Regions from separate parts of the Homo sapiens genome. Here region 1 is linked to region 2. Evidence: read pairs that join two places in POLR2A ChIA-PET (ENCODE). Cell type or tissue: PC-9. All regions are shown on one strand. Each heading gives the region's core, and the rest is flanking DNA. Links, peaks and the distances in the headings are about the cores only.

Region 1 (2,500 bases), core at 1-2,500, 130 kb before region 2:
AAGGCTTTTTTCTTATGATGTTTCTGCAAAAGATCATTCAAGGCATAAATTACGGTAGTGAGGCTGGGGTTTTGAATGTGGGGTGCTAAATAGATGGTGATGAGAACACAAGGACTGGGTGGGGGGGATGAGAAAAAACACAGAAAGCAGCTGGGGTGCAGTGCCCTGACAAGCCAATCAAGGGCCCAGGAGGTGAGTGTCGGCTGCAGACAGGCAGAGCCAGCTAGGTCCCTTCACGGTGGGACCAGCTGTCACCCTCTGTGCTCACCAGCCTGGCCTGGTGGGGACGCCTGACAGCATGTGGCCCACCACACCCTCTTCTGGCTGCTCCCTCCAGAGCCAACATGCGTGGTGTCATGGCCGAACCCTTGTCAGGGGGGCCAAGCGCCTCGTTACCTCATCTATGAAGCAGGACAGAGGGTCAGGAACAGACTGTAGCACAGGTGATTTCCCTGCTGCCTTAGAAGCTTTGGGGTTGGCCTCAGGCTGCATTAATTAAATAACGGGGTAACTCAGTAGCACATGACACCTGCAGGGTACTGCCCATCTCACACCCAAGAACACCCAGCAGGGGAGAGCCATGCCTCAGGCCACCGCCTGCCCAGTCTCTGTAGACCCTCTGAGGGGTCATCACCCCCACAAGTCCTCTCAGGCCCTCGAGTGGCAAAAATCCAACTTTCATTACCCAGCATGAGGTATGGAACTGGGAGCTCCTGAGATACAAAGTCACCCCCGCTGCTGTACTTCAGGCCAGGGCCCCAGGTGGGAGCTGGGGAGCCTGGTAGGGCCGCCACAGCTGGCCTGACACAGTCAGCAGGTCAGCTGGGTCTTCAAGGCCGGACAGGCAGGCACTGAGCTGTGCCGAGGCTGGTGCTCCCCAGACCCAACTGGACTTCAGACCCTGACTCGGAGAACAGACCTCAACACAGCAGGGCAGTGATGCCTGCGCCCTGCGGTCACTTGGCCTGGGCGCCCACTGGGGCTACTGAACACAGACTGGGAGACTCCTGTAGGCAGCTCCCCCTCAATGAGGACACTCCTGTAAAGACAGCAATGCCTTTGGGAAAAGGGTCGAGGGTGCAGAGCCTGGGAGGCAGTGAGAGTCCTCAATGCTGAGACAGAGGAAAGGGTGAGGAGGAACCTCTCCAGGGCCAGAATCCCCTGATCCTCTCCCCTCCGGCAAAGAGCACTTCCGGGGATGAAGCAACAGGAAGTGGCTTACGAAATCCACCTCCAGGCCGAGTGACCAGTTTACAGGAAGTGTGGTGGGTGAATCTTCCCCAGGGCACGAGGCAATGTCTGGAGCCATTTCTGGTCCTCACCACTGAGGGCGGGGACAGTCCCCACCATCTGGCTCGGGGGAGGCCAGGGATGCTGCTCAGCACACTGCAGGCAACACAGAACCTCCTGCCCCAAATGTCAAGCAGTGCAGGGGCTGAGAAGCCCTGGGCTGACCCTGCCACGGGAAGCGACCATCAGAGCAGAAAGCAGAAAAATCTATGGGAAAAAAGACCTGCTCCCTTCAACAAATATAAAATATAAATGGAAAAGTTACGGGTGAAGAAGAACGTATCTGATTGTTGGCCAGGCATGGTACCTCACACCTGTAATCCCAGCATTTTGGGAGGCTGAGGCAGGTGGACTGCTTGAGGTCAGGAGTTCAAGACCAGCCTGACCAACATGGTGAAACTCCATCTCTACTAAAAATACAAAAATTAGCCAGGCATGGTGGCATACGCCTATAATCCTAGCTACTCGGGAGCCTGAGGCAGGAGAACTGCTTGAACCCGGTAGGCGGAGGTTGCAGTGAGCTGAGATCAAGCCACTGCACTCCAGCCTGCACGACAGAGTGAGACTCCATCTCAAAAAAAAAAAAAAAAAAAAATCTAGGATTGTTTTAAAAACTCTCCAGCAAAGACAGAAACTAGGGAGAGGGCACAGTGAAGAGATGAGACACACAGACAGATGGACGGGGCCCAATCTGGCCAGGTCCCAGGATACCTGCTACCAGCCTGGGGACAATGAGGCCCAAGGCAGCAGGTGCCAAGGCTGCCCCAAAGACACATGATCCTTCCCACCACCCTCCAGAAGCACCCACTCAGCAGAAGTGCCCACTCTCCCCAGGCAGCACGTTCTCCCTGCTGTCTACTGGGCAAGGCCTGCCACCCCACCCCTGATGCAGGAAATGACAGAAAGGAATGCATCTGTTCCTTCTTCAGAAGTCCATCTTGCTGACTCTCCCAAGCACCAGTGTCAGCACACACGTCCTGATCTTACAGAGCTGGGTCACCCTGCCAAGCCACGGCGTGTGGTCCAGCAGAGGGAAGGTGAAGTCCCGGGAAGAGCCCTGGACGGTGGCCTCCCCACAACAGGCCCCCCCTTTCCAGTAAAGCACAAATGATTGGGAAACGCTATTCAGGAATCCTCCTTGAGACTTCCTGGCAGGACTGGAGCAGGACATTGAGGCCACGGAGAGTTTAGACAGTGACTGAGTGGGGCT
Region 2 (13,749 bases), core at 1-2,500:
GCCTCCCCTGTGGGATGTGTGTGACCGTGAATGTGTGTGTCGGGGATGGAATGTGTGTGCGTCCGCGATGGTGCGCGAATGTGCACCTGGGATGCAGTGTGCGCGAGTTTGAGGGCGAGGGTGACGGGCCACAAGCCAGTGTGATTCTTTGTGTGTCTCTGGGTGTGTCCCAGAGCGGGTCTGCATACGGAGACGTATCCTTGCGGGGGTGTTCCTTGGATGGGGGGCCCCAGAGTGCCTGAGGCCAGAAGTCCCTCCAGGGCAGGGGTCTTGGCCCGTAGGGCAGCGGGTTCCCAGTGGGCCCCCTCAAAGTTTGGGCCCGCTGGTGCCCGGACTCACTGGCTCCCGCTCCCTCTCCCTCTCACCCACTCGCTCACAAAGATTCCTCTCGCTGGAGGCTCTCCGCCCGACGCAGCCTGGCTGAAAACGGTTCTAAGCGCCGCCGGTGGCGGGGACTCCGCGGACCCCCGTGCGCCGGGTCCCGCAGGGGGAGGGCGGTGGCGCCGGCCCGTGGAGACACAAGTCCCCCGGGACCCCGGGCTGCGCGCCAGGCGGCCAGAGCGGCCCCCCTGCAGCCCCGCCCTCCCCGTGGGGCTCATCCCTCCGCCTGGGGGGGCCCGCTGGGGGCCCGCACCCAGCGCGCCAACCGCGTGCGCCCCCGCCTGGGAGCGGTGCCCTGCAGTCCCAGGGGCCCAGAGTCCACCGAAGCAGACGCGTGCGCCCGCCACGTCCTGGCATGCAGAGGGTCTCAGGCCGCGATCCCCCCAGCCCCCGGGGGCCTGGCCTGGCGCCCTCGGCCCAGCTGCCCAGGTAACAGGGCCTCGGGCGCGGAAGCAGGACTCTCTGGACAGTGGACTGCGGCGCCGTGTGCCCCGCAGGTGAGGGCGCCCCGAGGGCTGCGCCGGGGGCGCCTTCCTTTGTTCCCCGGCCGTCCAGGTGGCGCCCGCGCCCCCTCCCCCCGCGGCTGCCCCCGGGGCGCCCGCCCTCTGCTCTGGCAGGGGGGAAGGAGTGGGGCGCCGGGTACTCACGGGCTCCTGATCCGGCTCGCGGCGCCCCGAGGACGCAGAGCAGCAGCAGCAGGGGCAGCAACGGCGGCGGCCGCCGCGCGGATTGGGCGGCGGGGCCCCGGCGGCCGGCGGGCATGGGGCCGGCGCTGCCGGGGGCGCGCGGCGGGCTGCGGCTCGGCGGCGGTGGCGCAGGGCGCGGGACGCAGGCCGGGCGCGGGAGGGCGCGGGCCAGGCCGCCCGCACGTCGCTGGGCGCGGACGCGGAGGCCGGAGCAAGTCTGAGCAGCCGAATTGACAAGGCGCTAATGCGCCGCTGGCCCCGCCCGGCCCCGCCCCCGGCCCGGCCCGGCCCCGGGGGGGCGGCGGGCCCCGCACCGGCCTCCCCGCCGCCCGCCCGCCCGCGGGCACCGCGCGCCCCGCCCGTCCCGCCTCCGCCCCACCGAGAACCGCGCGCGCCCTATCCCGCGGCCCAAAGCCCCCTAACTCAACCCCTACCGGCCCAGGACCTCCCTCTCCAACCCTGCCAGCTCCAGGCTTCCCACCCCCAGTCTGGGACCCGGCACCCCCAATCCCGTTTCCATAACCCTGCCCACTTCCCTGCACCCTCCTCTCAGCCCAGTGCCTCTTCAGTGGCCCCTTTGGTCCCCAACCCTGCCCCACTCCTCCATTCCCCCTTCCACGGCCCAATCTTCTGTCTCGGCCCCCACCCCAGCTCTGGCCCCGCCCCCCCCACCGAGCGGTCCTTGAGTCCCGCCTACCCCCATCTCCAGCCCCTCAGCCTTCCCAGGGGCCTAAAAGTCACCCCCAGCCCCACGCCCTCGGCGCGCGGGTTCCAGCCCTCCCACCTCATCCTGCCTCTTTTCGATTCTCCGCGAGTAGCCTCGGCCCCAGGCTTTGCTGGAAGAAAGGAGAAAAAGCAGGAAGGCACGGAGTCCCTCGCCTTCGCCCTGGCTGCGCTGTCCCCTTCGCGCGCGGGATGGGTTTGAGGTTGCTCTGGGCGCCCCGGGGGCCTCGGGAGGGAGCTCCTGCGTGGGCAGACGGGGAGATGTAGTCCCCTGTGGGAGCCGGGACCCAGGCCTGCGCGGGAACTGGGTCCCGCACCGCAGTAAGAGGGATTCCCAGGAGGAGAGCGGTAAGAAGCTCTTTCCCCGGGACCTATTCACACCCCGCCACGGAAAAATCCACTCAGCGGCCCGCGGGTGGGGTGCGCCACGCGGTGAGTAATCGCTTCGGCGGCCACCGCCCGCCGACTCCAGGTAACGCCGGCTGCCCGGAGCGACGCATAGTTTGTCTTCCTTCTTTTGCGCAAAGAGCCTTCTCCGTGTTATTATTTTTGGCCATTGCTCGAGTTTCGGGACCCCTCCCGGTCCGGGCGTCTCATCTCCCTCCTCCCGGTCCCCACCCGATGCGGGCGCCCAGGAATAAAGGGTTCCTGGCCTCCAAGGCTGCTGCGGATGGGGGTGCCTGAAATGAGAGTTGGGGGGTGCAATTACCCACTTTTGGTCGCAGCCCCGCCCCCAGCTGCAGCGCCCAGGGAAGGGAACGGCTCCAAGTCCCCTTTTCCAGGAGTCCCTTAGAGGCCTGGATTCTCTCTCCTGGTCCCCAACCAGCCAAGGGGGTAAAAGTGTCTGAGGGGGGCTCAGGAGCCCCCATTTGTCTGCCCAAGACTGAAGCCCCACCCTCTCCTACTTAAATCTCCAGTTCAGACTCCAGACTGTCAAAAAACAAGATTGGGGGATGGGAGCCTATAGGGGCCCAGGGCGCCCCTGCTCCATCTGAATTCTGGATGGAGAAGACAGACAAGGAGAGACGCTGCCATTTACTTCGGGAAACCAGGCCTTTTGTGCCTCAGTTTCTTCCTCTGCACAGTGGGCACCACCCAGTCTAGGAGCTTCTGTGGGAAGACGCAGGGCAGCAGAAGTCTCTACAATCCAAGCCCTTAGCACAGCACTGGAGGATATCCTGGAGCAGAGGTGACCCCCAGCCCTGCTTGTCCCCTCTGAAACATGGAGCCATAGTCCCACCTGCCAGGGGACCCAGAGGGTTAAGTGGAGGTGGCAGTCCTTGGCTGGAATTGAGTTTTTAGGATACTCACCACTACTCCCCCATGGCTCCTGTCTGCAGATGCTCTCTGTGTGGATAGAGACGCCTCACTCCCTCCTGGGAGGACTTCAGGCTTCTGGAGCAAAACCTTGATTTTTTCCTCCCTCCATTTCTGCTTCTCTTCCAGTCATTTTGGTTTTGGGAAAGGGCTCTCCCATCCATCCAGGTGCTCAGGCCAGAGACCTGGAAGCGCACGTGACAACTCTCTCCTTTGCTCATCCCTCATGTCCAATTCATCAGCAAATCCTGTTGGCTCTGATTCTAAAACACATCTCCATTCTGAGATGCTGACCCCTTTTTCCCACCCCATTCAGATCCAGGCCCCACGGTCTCCCTCAGGGATGCTTCCCGGCCTCCTCCAGGGCCTCCCTGATAACCCTTCTGCCTTTCTCGGCACACCAGGCAGAGGGAGCTTTTAAAAGAAGAAAAAGCAGATCTTTGTCCTGCCACCCTCTCGCCATCCTCTCCCCTCCTCTTCTTCCCTCTCCTCTTCCCCCTCCTCTCCCTCATTCCGCCCCAGCCACTGGAGCCCTGTTTCCCAAAACATACCAGGCTTGTTACTATAGAAGGGCCTCTGCGTGTTGGCTGTTCCCTCTGCTGGAATGCTGTTCCCCACATCTTCCCCAGTTGGCCCTTTCTCTTCCATCACTTCACAGGATTAGTGCCACCTCCTCAGAGAGGCCCTCCACCCTTCCCCCAGCACTCTCCCTCTCCTTCACTTTGTTTTATTGTTTTTGAAACACAACTCTTCCAACCATTTCATTTCTTGTGCAACTGATTTTCTTTAGACTGTGGGCAGCCTCAGCCCCTTTGGACCCCAGTGGTGGGCCCAGTGAGGGCTGAAAGCGAAGCACTCACTAAATATTTGTAAAAGTAAAGGATGGAGAACTCTTACTCCCTCCAAGTAGCAAGAAAACTCAGTCCTAGCAAGTCATGCTGCCTGGGGTCCTAGCCTGGCCCACACTCTGTGTCTTGCTGTGTGACCCTAGCCAGTAGACATCCCTCTCTTGTTCTTACCAACAGAAGGGAAGGACCATTTTCCAATCCTGCCCAGCCCCACCCTGGAGTGTGACTTCTGCCCTTGGGTGATCTTTACCCCACACCTTTGACTTCAGGGAAAGGGAATTGACCCCAGAGTGCATCCTTCCCGGCCCTTAGGGCCCCCAGAAGTTTAACCCTTTACTCCCCAGTTCCATTATCTCCTTGAGGACAAAAGGGAGCTAGCGTCAATGGAACTTCTGGCAAATATTGACCCAAGTCCTTGAAGTTGGCTGGGAATGTGTAAGGGGCAGAAGGAGGGAGGGCCTCCCCTTGGGCAGAGGGAGGGCCTCCCCTTGGGCTGGGGGAGGGACCCCTCCTTAGTCCTGCACCCTCCACTCCAAGGTCACCTCTGGATGAGAGGTATTAGGTTGGGGGGGGGGCCTCCATCCCCAGCTCCCTCGTGATTCCAGGGCACTGAGGGTGCACCAGGGAGGGGGCAGTGGAAATGGCACCTTCAGGGTCCTGTGGGGACCCACAACCACTGGGAGTGAGGAAGGCTGAGAGCTGTCTCTCCCATTCTGAAAGCCCCGTGCTCAGGGCTCCCCAGTATGGGATTAGCTACCTGGTGTTCCAGGCAGGTGCTTTCAGGAATTAAGGGGCAGTGAGGGTCTGGACACCTGGTTCAGGGTCTGTGGCACAGGAAAGTGGGGCCCGTGTGTACCTAGGCTTTATAATTTCTGCCCTGGAGGCTGAGCCTGGGGAGAAGCAATGCCTGGGTGCTCAGTGTAATGCACACTGGACTTCAGGCACTGGAGGCGGGACCTGGGGAGTTGCAGACCTGCCTAGGGGACCTGCCTGGGAAGTTGCAGGCCTGCCCCAGGGAGGCCAGTTTCCCTGCCCGTCTGTACCCTGAGAAGCCTCTGAAGTCTGGGTCCCAGGAGGCACCAGCTGCTTTAGGGGGACAGCCACATCCCTCCGTCCTCCCCCAACAACCCTCAGCAACCACCACCGGCGCCATGGTGCTCTGCCTCCTCCCTGGCCTGTACCCTGCTTGGAGGTGGGGGTCAGCAGGGTCGTGGTGAGGGCGGCAAGGGACAAAGGGTGCTTGTCCGCTGCCCGCCTTGACCTCGGCTGCTGTGGCTTCCCGGACGCCTGGCCTGCCGCTGATTCACGCCCAGGCCGGCCTCAGCGCCCCCCGCCTGCCGCCCCCAGCCAGGCCGCCCCGGGGGGTAGGAAGTGGGGGGGGGGGCGAGGGCGGCGCCGAGTCAACTTTCCCTCTTAAGCCCCGAAGGAATGTCGGCGGATTTCCTGAAACCCGACCCTGGCCGCCCGCCGGCCCTCCCGCCCCTCACCTGGACCGGCTCCCCCGGGAACAGCAGGAGGGGCGCGGGGGCTCACCTTGGGGGCCGGGGTCAAGTCCTCTTTCCGCTCACCCCCCCAGCGGCCTAGTGCAGCGGAAAGGGGGCTGGGTGTGCGGCAATCAGCCTCTTTCCCTTCTCCCCTCAGGCGACCTGGGTGATCGACCCACTCCTCCAGCCTCAGTTTCTCCTTCTGCAAAAGGGCGCGGGGTGTCCCTCCTCCCTGATGCGTTTTAAGCAATGCCCAAAGGTCACCTCCCATCATTGGCAGGGCTCTGCCGGCTTTTCTTTGCTTCTCTCCCTGTCACCTGGACAGAACCACTTTGCAGTCTGAGCATCAGTTTCCTCACCCATATAAAAGGGCAACGCTACCGGTACCTGTCTTATACGGTTGTTGCAAGAAAAAGTGTTTCGTTGGAATGAATGAAAGACAGTAATTGTGGAGGGGTTAGGCGCGCGCGGGCCTCTGGAATTAGCATGTGTGGGCTTGAATCCTGACTTTGCCAACGCGTCCCGGAGCCTAAGTTTCCCACCTGTGAAATGGGGGACAGTATTGGTCATAACGCACAGGGCTGTTTCCCAAGGTGCGGGCCTGGCGCGCGGGTGGGTTAGAAGCGGAATTCTCCTGCTGGATTCTGGCGCAAACTGCGGGCTGGAGGCCCTCGCCGCCGGGTCGCAGCGGCCTAGCATGGGAGGGGAGGGGAGGGGCGGGGCGGGGCGGGGGAGGGGCCGCACCGGGATCCAGATGTTCGGGGTCCGCCAGGCACAGCCGCGCCTGATTAAGCCACGTGGGGGCCGGCCGGGGGCCGCTGAGATGAAAGCGCGGCCGCAGGCCAGAGTAGGGGGTGCGCCGGGCCCCCACCCGGGACACCCTCTTCCCAGGCCGAAACCTGAGCCGCCCTCTAACCCGCAGACCCTGCGAGGCTGCCGCCCCGTCTGCGGGGGCGGAGCGTAGGTGGGGGACCTGCGGGCTGCTGCGCGGCGCTGCAGGCACCTGCGCCAGGCATGCCAGCGAAAGCGGGGGCATCTTTGCAGAGGATCCGGGTTTAGAGGGGCGTCCCCACTCCCTTATCTGGCGGAGAGGAAGCTGGGGGTACCCTCTAACCGAGATTCGGCTCCTGGGGCTACAGTCCATCGCCCTGGGGTGTGATGGTTATGGAAGTCAGAAGTGTCGCTATTTGCCCCGTTTTCCCATGAGAATTAGACATGTCAGCATCACCCCCTCCCCTTGCTCCTGAGCATACCTCTGTGTCCCCTCCCACTAAGCCCCAGCCCAGGGGTCTCCAGCCTTGGGGAGACAGGGCCAGATTCCCTAGGTCAGTGGATCAGGGCTGGGCCAGAGGGAGGCGAGGCTGAAGGAGCAAGGGAGGGGCTCAGAGGGCTTCCCGGAGGAGGCAAACTGCGCGCAAGTTGTCTCCTTTCTAACCTGGGTGTCAAAAGAGAAGATGCCAGGACTCAGCTGCCGGGTCCTGCGGCTCTCACCTTCCTCCCTCTCCGTTCCCTGGTTGGACTCCAGCCCCATCGCCCTCCCTCCTCCTGCAACAAGCTCTTTCTCTCAGGATCCTCGCTGATCCTTGTAGCCTGGACACCCCTTTCTCCTCTCTCCCGCGTGGTCGGCTCACACGTCGCCTCCTCCGCCAAGCTCTCCGCTCTCCTCGACACCCCTGGGGAATAGTCCCCTCCATCCCATCCCCCTATATATTTCCTTTTGGCCCCAAGCGCCAGCAGAGATCCCCCGCCCGTGGGCACCAGGGAGGTGTCCTGGGACCCCCGCGATGGGATAGACGGTGGGGGCCGCGATGCACCTGCCCCGCCCGACCCGCACGCCTCGGGTGCCGCAGCGCAGCTACCCCGCCCGCTCTCCGCATCTCCCACCCCCCGCTTCCCAGGCTGCCTCGCTCGGGTGACGTCAGCGCCCCGGTCCCCGCCGCAGCCGCTGCATCCTCCGTGCCCGGCCTGAGCTGGAGTCCCCCGCGCCCCCCGCGTTCCGCCCGGCCATGGCTGCGGTGGCGCTGATGCCACCGCCGCTGCTGCTGCTGCTGCTGTTGGCGTCGCCGCCCGCCGCCTCCGCGCCGTCCGCCCGCGATCCCTTCGCCCCCCAGCTCGGGGACACGCAGAACTGCCAGCTGCGGTGCCGCGACCGCGACCTCGGCCCGCAGCCCTCGCAGGTGAGGCGCGTGCGGTGCCAGGTGCCAGCGGGGGACGCGGGATCTCTCCGAAGGAGGAGGCGTTGGGATGGGCTTCTCTTGGATGACAGCAGGAGACTTTGGTGGGGGTGTCCGTGGGGAGGTGGGGGTCGGGAATGGGGAGATCTCTCCAGTAGTTGACGGGCTGGGGTTCCCTCTGATGGGGGAGTGCTTGGGGATGCAGGTCCTTGCGATAAGGGGCCGATACCACCTCCCGGGCTCCTTCCGCACTCTGCTGGGTAAGGACCCTCTAGCACCCAACCCCCAGCTCCCTCAGGCCTGATGGTCCCCCCACCTCATTCCTCCTCCTCCACATCGTGTTCCCTCCCCACTCAGAGCTACCAGCCCCTACTCATACCACCACTCCCCAGGATTCAAGCCTGATCTGCGTGTGACCAAAACCCCCTCCTCTGAGCCTCCCCCTCCTCCTCCAGGTCTGAGAATCCTTCTCCATGTCTCCCCTCCTCCCTGGAACCTAGTGGGGGGAAGGCTCATTTCTCTCCACCTTCACTGTCCATTTCTCTTCTCAAGCTCCCTCCCCATCTCCCTCCTCAGAGCTAAGAGCCCCCACTAATATTTGTAGCCTCTCCCAACTTCATCTCCATCTGGCTAGATGTCGTGGGGAGCGGGGAAGCCTTTCCCTGCCTCTGCTGAATGCTCCGGTCCCCCCACCCTCCTCCTGCCCCTCCCCATGGCCTGAGCCCCCTGTCCTCCCCTCCCCCAGGCGGGGCTGGAGGGCGCCTCCGAGTCTCCCTATGACAGAGCCGTTCTGATCAGCGCTTGCGAGCGTGGCTGCCGCCTCTTCTCCATCTGCCGATTTGTGGCCAGAAGCTCCAAGCCCAATGCCACCCAAACTGAGTGTGAAGCAGGTGAGGGCCCGCCGGCAGGGTGGGCCAGCGTGGGGAGAGGTGGCCTGGGAAGGGCCGTCCCCAGTCACCCGCTCCCACCTCCCACAGCCTGCGTGGAAGCCTATGTGAAGGAGGCAGAGCAGCAGGCCTGTAGCCACGGCTGCTGGAGCCAGCCCGCGGAGCCTGAGCCGGAGCAGAAGGTGGGCCTCCCACTGCGGCCTGGGGTCCCTTTTCCCAATACCCCCACCCTCTTCACCCCGTGGGAAATCTTCATTCACGTGCAGAGGCTCTGCCAGACTCTGCGTTCTATACCAGGCCTGCAGGGCAACCTCCATCCAGCCCCGTCATGTCTCCAGCCTTAGTTACATGCAACAACGCCCCCCATGCCCCACCACCTTTTCAGGAATAAGTGGCAGAAAACAGCCATCATTTATCAAACATCTGTCCTGGTTCGGGCCTGACTTCAACCTGTCCCAAATGTTTTTGTGTCACTTGGAGGCACAAAGGACAATGTCACCCCCATTTAGTGCCCAGGGGGCAACCTCCCAGGTCATACACAGGGCTGTGCAAGGGGCGAGATTTGAAGCCACCAGAGCTGTGGCCACTCCTCACCTCACTCCTCTTAGGCGCCCCCAGAGCTGCCAGGTGCTGGTCTAAGCCCTTCCCCTGTGATGAGCTGGTGGTCACTGTCACCTGGAGGGGCTCAGAACTGCGGCTCAGGGTAGAGCAGGCTTGCCTCGCAAGCACGCACACACTGCCTTATGGGAGAAATAATAACGGTTCATCTATTGTAGTCCAAGCAATGCTGCATCATGGGGAAACTGAGGCACAGAAAATCATGTAGCATAGCCAGAGACCTAGGGGCTGGGACTCCCCAGAAAGCCCTTTCCCCACTTCCCCCATTTTCCTCCACCCCTTCCCAGCTTTCACTGCTGTTCAGAAAAGCTCACTGCACTGTCAGCCCTTCCAATTCAGAGCTCCCTCTTATTTATTTATTTATTTTTTGAGATGAAGTCTTGCTCTGTTGCCTAGCCTGGAGTGCAGTGGTACAATCTTGGCTCACTGCAGCCTCCGCCTCCCGGGTTCAAGTGGTTCTCCTGCCTCAGCCTCCTTTGTAGGTGAGATTACAGGCACCCCCCACTACAATCGGCTAATTTTTGTATTTTTAGGAGAGACAGGGTTTCATCATGTTGGCCAGGCTGATCTTGAACTCCTGACCTCAAGTGATCTTCCCACGTCGGCCTCCCAAAGTGCTGGGATTACAGGCATGAGCCACCATGGCCGGCCATCAGACCTCCGTCTTGACGCTGTCAAAATAAGAATAATGAGGATGATGATATTTTTAGTAATAGGGACTACTACGCATTAAGTGCCTGTGCCGTGCCAGGCACCTGGCAGGCATCCTCTAGTTGAAATTTCATGGCTACTCCATGAAGGAAGAGAACGATACCCATTTTAGGGCTCAGAGAGCACAATCCACTTCCCTAAGGGTACACAGGAAGCCAACTGCCACGCTGAGATCTGTGTTCACTATAAGAAGTCCTATTGGCCCAAATCACTTAGCCACATCCAATCCAAGTGAATTCTCCTAGCTCCTCTCCTGTTAGTTTATTTATTCATTTATTTATTTGAGATGGAGTCTCACTCTTTCACCCAGGCTAGAGTTCAGTGGTGTGATCTTGGCTCACTGCAACCTCTGCCTCCTGGGTTCAAGCAAATCTCCTGCCTCAGCCTCTGGAGTAGCTGAGATTCCAGGCGTGCGCCATCATGCCTGGCTAATTTTTGTATTTTTAGTAGAGACAGGGTTTCACGATGTTGTCCAGGCTGGTCTCAAACTTCTGGCCTCAAGTGATCGGCCTGCCTCAGCCTTCCAAAGTGTTGGGATTACAGGCGTGAGCCACCACATCCTGCCCCCTCCCATTCATTGGTTAATGCCCTATTTCGGTGCCATCTTTGTGTCTTGGACCTTTTTTCACCAGAGAAAGGTCCTGGAGGCTCCAAGTGGGGCCCTCTCCCTCTTGGACTTGTTTTCCACCCTCTGCAATGACCTTGTCAACTCAGCCCAGGGATTTGTCTCCTCCACCTGGACATACTACTTGCAGACTGACAATGGGAAAGTGGTGGTGTTTCAGGTGAGACCTCTGACAGGGGCCACGCCAGAGTGGCAGATGGGTGGGCAGGGTAAGAAGATGGGATGCATTGGCTCTTAGCTCATGAGATGCAAAGTCCACAGTGGGCGAGCTTCAGGCACAGCTGGATCCAGGGGCTCAGTGTCTCACTCCATGCCTTGACTCTGCTTTCTTTTGTGGTGGCTTCATTCCCAGGCATTTACTTCTTCTTGGCAGTAAGGTGGATGCCAGAGGCTCTAGGTTACAAACGCTGTGGTTTTTTTTTGTTGTTGTTGTTGTTGTTTTGAGATGGACTCCCATTCTTGTTGCCCAAGATGGAGTGCAATGGCATGATCTTAGCTCACTGCAACCTCCACCTCCCAGGTTCAAGTGATTCTCCTGCTTCAGCCTCCTGAGTAGCTGGGATTACAGGCGGCCACCACCACACCCACCTAATTTTTGTATTTTTAGTGGAGACGGGGTTTCGCCATGTTGGCCAGGCTGGTCTCGAACTCCTGACCTCAGGTGTTTCACCTGCCTCGGCCTCCCAAAGTGCTGGGATTACAGGCATGAGCCACTGCCCCGGCTCCCTCTGGGGTTTTAACTGAGCTGGGATTTACTCTGATTGGCCCTGGCTGGATCATATGACCATCTCTCAGGCAATTCACTGGCTTGGTCTGGATCATGTTCCTACTTCTGGAGCTAAAGGATGGGGTTAAGGCAAATGGAGGAGCCCATGAAAGCAGAAAACAACATCCCTGACATCAAGCCCACCCCTGATACCCAGGGGAACTGGGTATCAGCTGGGCGTGGGACATGGCAGTCACAGAGGGCCTGCCTGGGCCCAGGGGTGCTGTTCTCACAAGCCTCTCTGTGCTGTCTTGTTCCTGGCCCAGACTCAGCCCATAGTGGAGAGCCTCGGCTTCCAGGGGGGCCGTCTGCAGCGCGTGGAGGTGACCTGGCGAGGCTCCCACCCTGAAGCCCTGGAGGTGCACGTGGGTAAGGTGCAACCTAGACCAGTGTTCCTTCCATGGGTGGCCCCACTGCCACAAGGAGTCGGCCTGGCAAACAGACCTTCTAGGATCGGGATCTCCATCTCTCAAGTCCTGGGTTCCATGGCTCATCCCCCAGGTCTCCATGGTCTATTTCCCAGGGTTCCATGGTCCACCTCCCAGGGTTCCATGGTCCACTTCTCAGGGTTCCGTGGTCTACTTCCCAGGGTTCCGTGGTCCATCTCCCCGGGTTCCATGGTCTATTTACCAGGGATCCGTGGTCCACCTCTCAGGGTTCCGTGGCCCACCTCCCGGGTTCCGTGGCCACCTCCCAGGGTTCCGTGTTCCGCCTCCCAGCGTTCTGTGGTCCACCTCCCAGGGATCCATGGTTCACTTTCCAGGGTTCTGTGGCCCATCTCCCTGGGTTCTGTGGCCCATCTCCCAGGGTTCCATGGTTCATCTCTCAGAGTTCCATGGGTTCATCTCCTAGGGTCATCTCCTAGGGTCCATCTCCAAGGGTTCTTTGGTCCATCTCTCAGGGTTCCATGGTTCATCTCTTAGGATTCTGCAGTTCATCTCCCAGGGTTCTGTGGCCCATCCCCCAGGGTTCTGCAGTCCATCTCCCAGGGTTCCATGGTCCATTTCCCAGGGTTCCATGTTCCATCTCCCAGGGTTCCATGTTCCATCTCCCAGGGTTCCATGGGTTCATCTCCTAAGGGTCATCTCCTAGGATCCATCTCCCAGGGTTCCATGGGTTCATCTTCTAGGGTCATCTCCTAGGGTCCATCTCCTAGAGTTCTTTGGTCTATCTCTCAGGGTTCCATGGTTCATCTCCTAGGATTCTGCAGTTCACCCCCAGGGTTGCATGGTTCATCTCCTAGGATCCATCTCCCAGGGTTCCATGGTCCCTGTCTCAGCATTCTGTGGTCCATCTCCCAGGGCTCTGATCTCCATTCCAGGACTCTATGCCCCAGGTCCTGACCTCCTCCCTCCTGGTCATGGTTATTGTGGCCTCTTAGCAAAGACCTGGTGGTCGCTGAGTGGCAGCTGATCTCTCAGACCCTGTAGGCCCCCTGGACAAGGTGAGGAAGGCCAAGATCCGAGTCAAGACCAGCAGCAAGGCCAAGGTGGAGTCTGAAGAGCCACAGGACAATGACTTCCTCAGTTGCATGTCCCGGTGGGTGGCAGGACCTTGGGGGTGGGAGGGGGGTGGGACTGGAGGTACGGGTCTCCCTGGTCCCGGCCTGGGCAGCTGAGTGGTGCCTGCCGGGCGGGGCAGGCGCTCGGGTCTGCCTCGCTGGATCCTGGCCTGCTGCCTCTTCCTCTCCGTGCTGGTGATGCTGTGGCTGAGCTGCTCCACCCTGGTGACCGCGCCTGGCCAGCACCTCAAGTTCCAGGTGGGTGGGATCTGTGAATGGCGCTGGGCCGAGGGAGGGGGTGAAGGCAGAGAGAGCTGTTTGCTGGTCCTGGATTTGGCCACCTGCTCCCATGGAGGCCAGGACCTCAGACATTTTTTTCTTTTTTCATGTATATACATATATATACATATACGTGTGTGTGTGTGTGTGTGTGTGTGTGTATATATATATATATAATATATATATATATATTTTTTTTGAGATGGAGTCTTGCTCTGTCACCTGGGCTGGAGTGCAATGGCACCATCTCGGCTCACTGCAACCTCCACCTCCTGGGTTCAAGCAATTCTCCTGCCTCAGCCTCCGAAGTAGCTGGGACTATGGGCGCGGGCCACCACACCCAGCTAATTTTTGTATTTTTAGTAGAGACGGTGTTTCACCATGTTGGCCAGGCTGGTCTTGAACTCCTGACCTCAGGTGATCCATCCGCCTCTGCCTCCCAAAGTGCTGGGATTACAGGCGTGACCCACCGCGCCCGGCCTATATATATATTTTTGAGACAGGATCTCACTCTTTCACCCAGGATGGAGTGCAGTGGCATGATCACAGCTCACTGCAGCCTCGGCCTCCCTGGCTCAAGCAATCCTCCTGCCTCAGCCTCCTGAGTAGCTGGGACCACAGTCACGTGCCACCATGCCCCGCTAATTTTTGTATTTTTTGTAGAGATGGGGACTATGTTGCCCAGGCTGGTCTTGAACTCCTGGGCTCAAGTGATCCACCTGCCTTGCCCTCCCAGAATACCGGGATTA

What was found. Peaks named below come from ENCODE experiments on the same cell type or tissue, not always from the same donor. Only the 100,000 strongest peaks of a DNase experiment are listed, where the experiment ranks them.
Region 1: POLR2A ChIA-PET joins it to region 2 with 19 read pairs; 5 of 35 experiments call an interaction of 5 or more read pairs at or near these places.

Annotation. Positions count from the first base shown.
Region 1 is chr19:18,477,845-18,480,344 of GRCh38, forward strand. All of the region lies in intron 1 of ELL (elongation factor for RNA polymerase II), which reads right to left. Among named protein-coding and RNA genes, the nearest start is that of ISYNA1, 41 kb to the left of the region's middle. RefSeq lists enhancers at 710-1,612, 1,026-1,095. In PC-9, for the core only: no CTCF peak of the experiment used is centred there; a DNase peak (open chromatin) is centred at 1,237; H3K27ac peaks cover 1,265 bases.
Region 2 is chr19:18,605,514-18,619,262 of GRCh38, forward strand. CRLF1 (cytokine receptor like factor 1) reads right to left here and starts at 1,286. Exons shown (of 9, transcript NM_004750.5): 1 at 1,029-1,286. The coding sequence starts at 1,143. It overlaps TMEM59L (transmembrane protein 59 like), which reads left to right and starts at 7,357. Exons shown (of 8, transcript NM_012109.3): 1 at 7,357-7,616; 2 at 8,359-8,503; 3 at 8,591-8,682; 4 at 10,462-10,614; 5 at 11,487-11,589; 6 at 12,642-12,759; 7 at 12,862-12,979. The coding sequence starts at 7,446. RefSeq lists enhancers at 408-1,326, 8,550-9,070. In PC-9, for the core only: no CTCF peak of the experiment used is centred there; no DNase peak of the experiment used is centred there; H3K4me3 peaks cover 1,064 bases; H3K27me3 peaks cover 1,707 bases.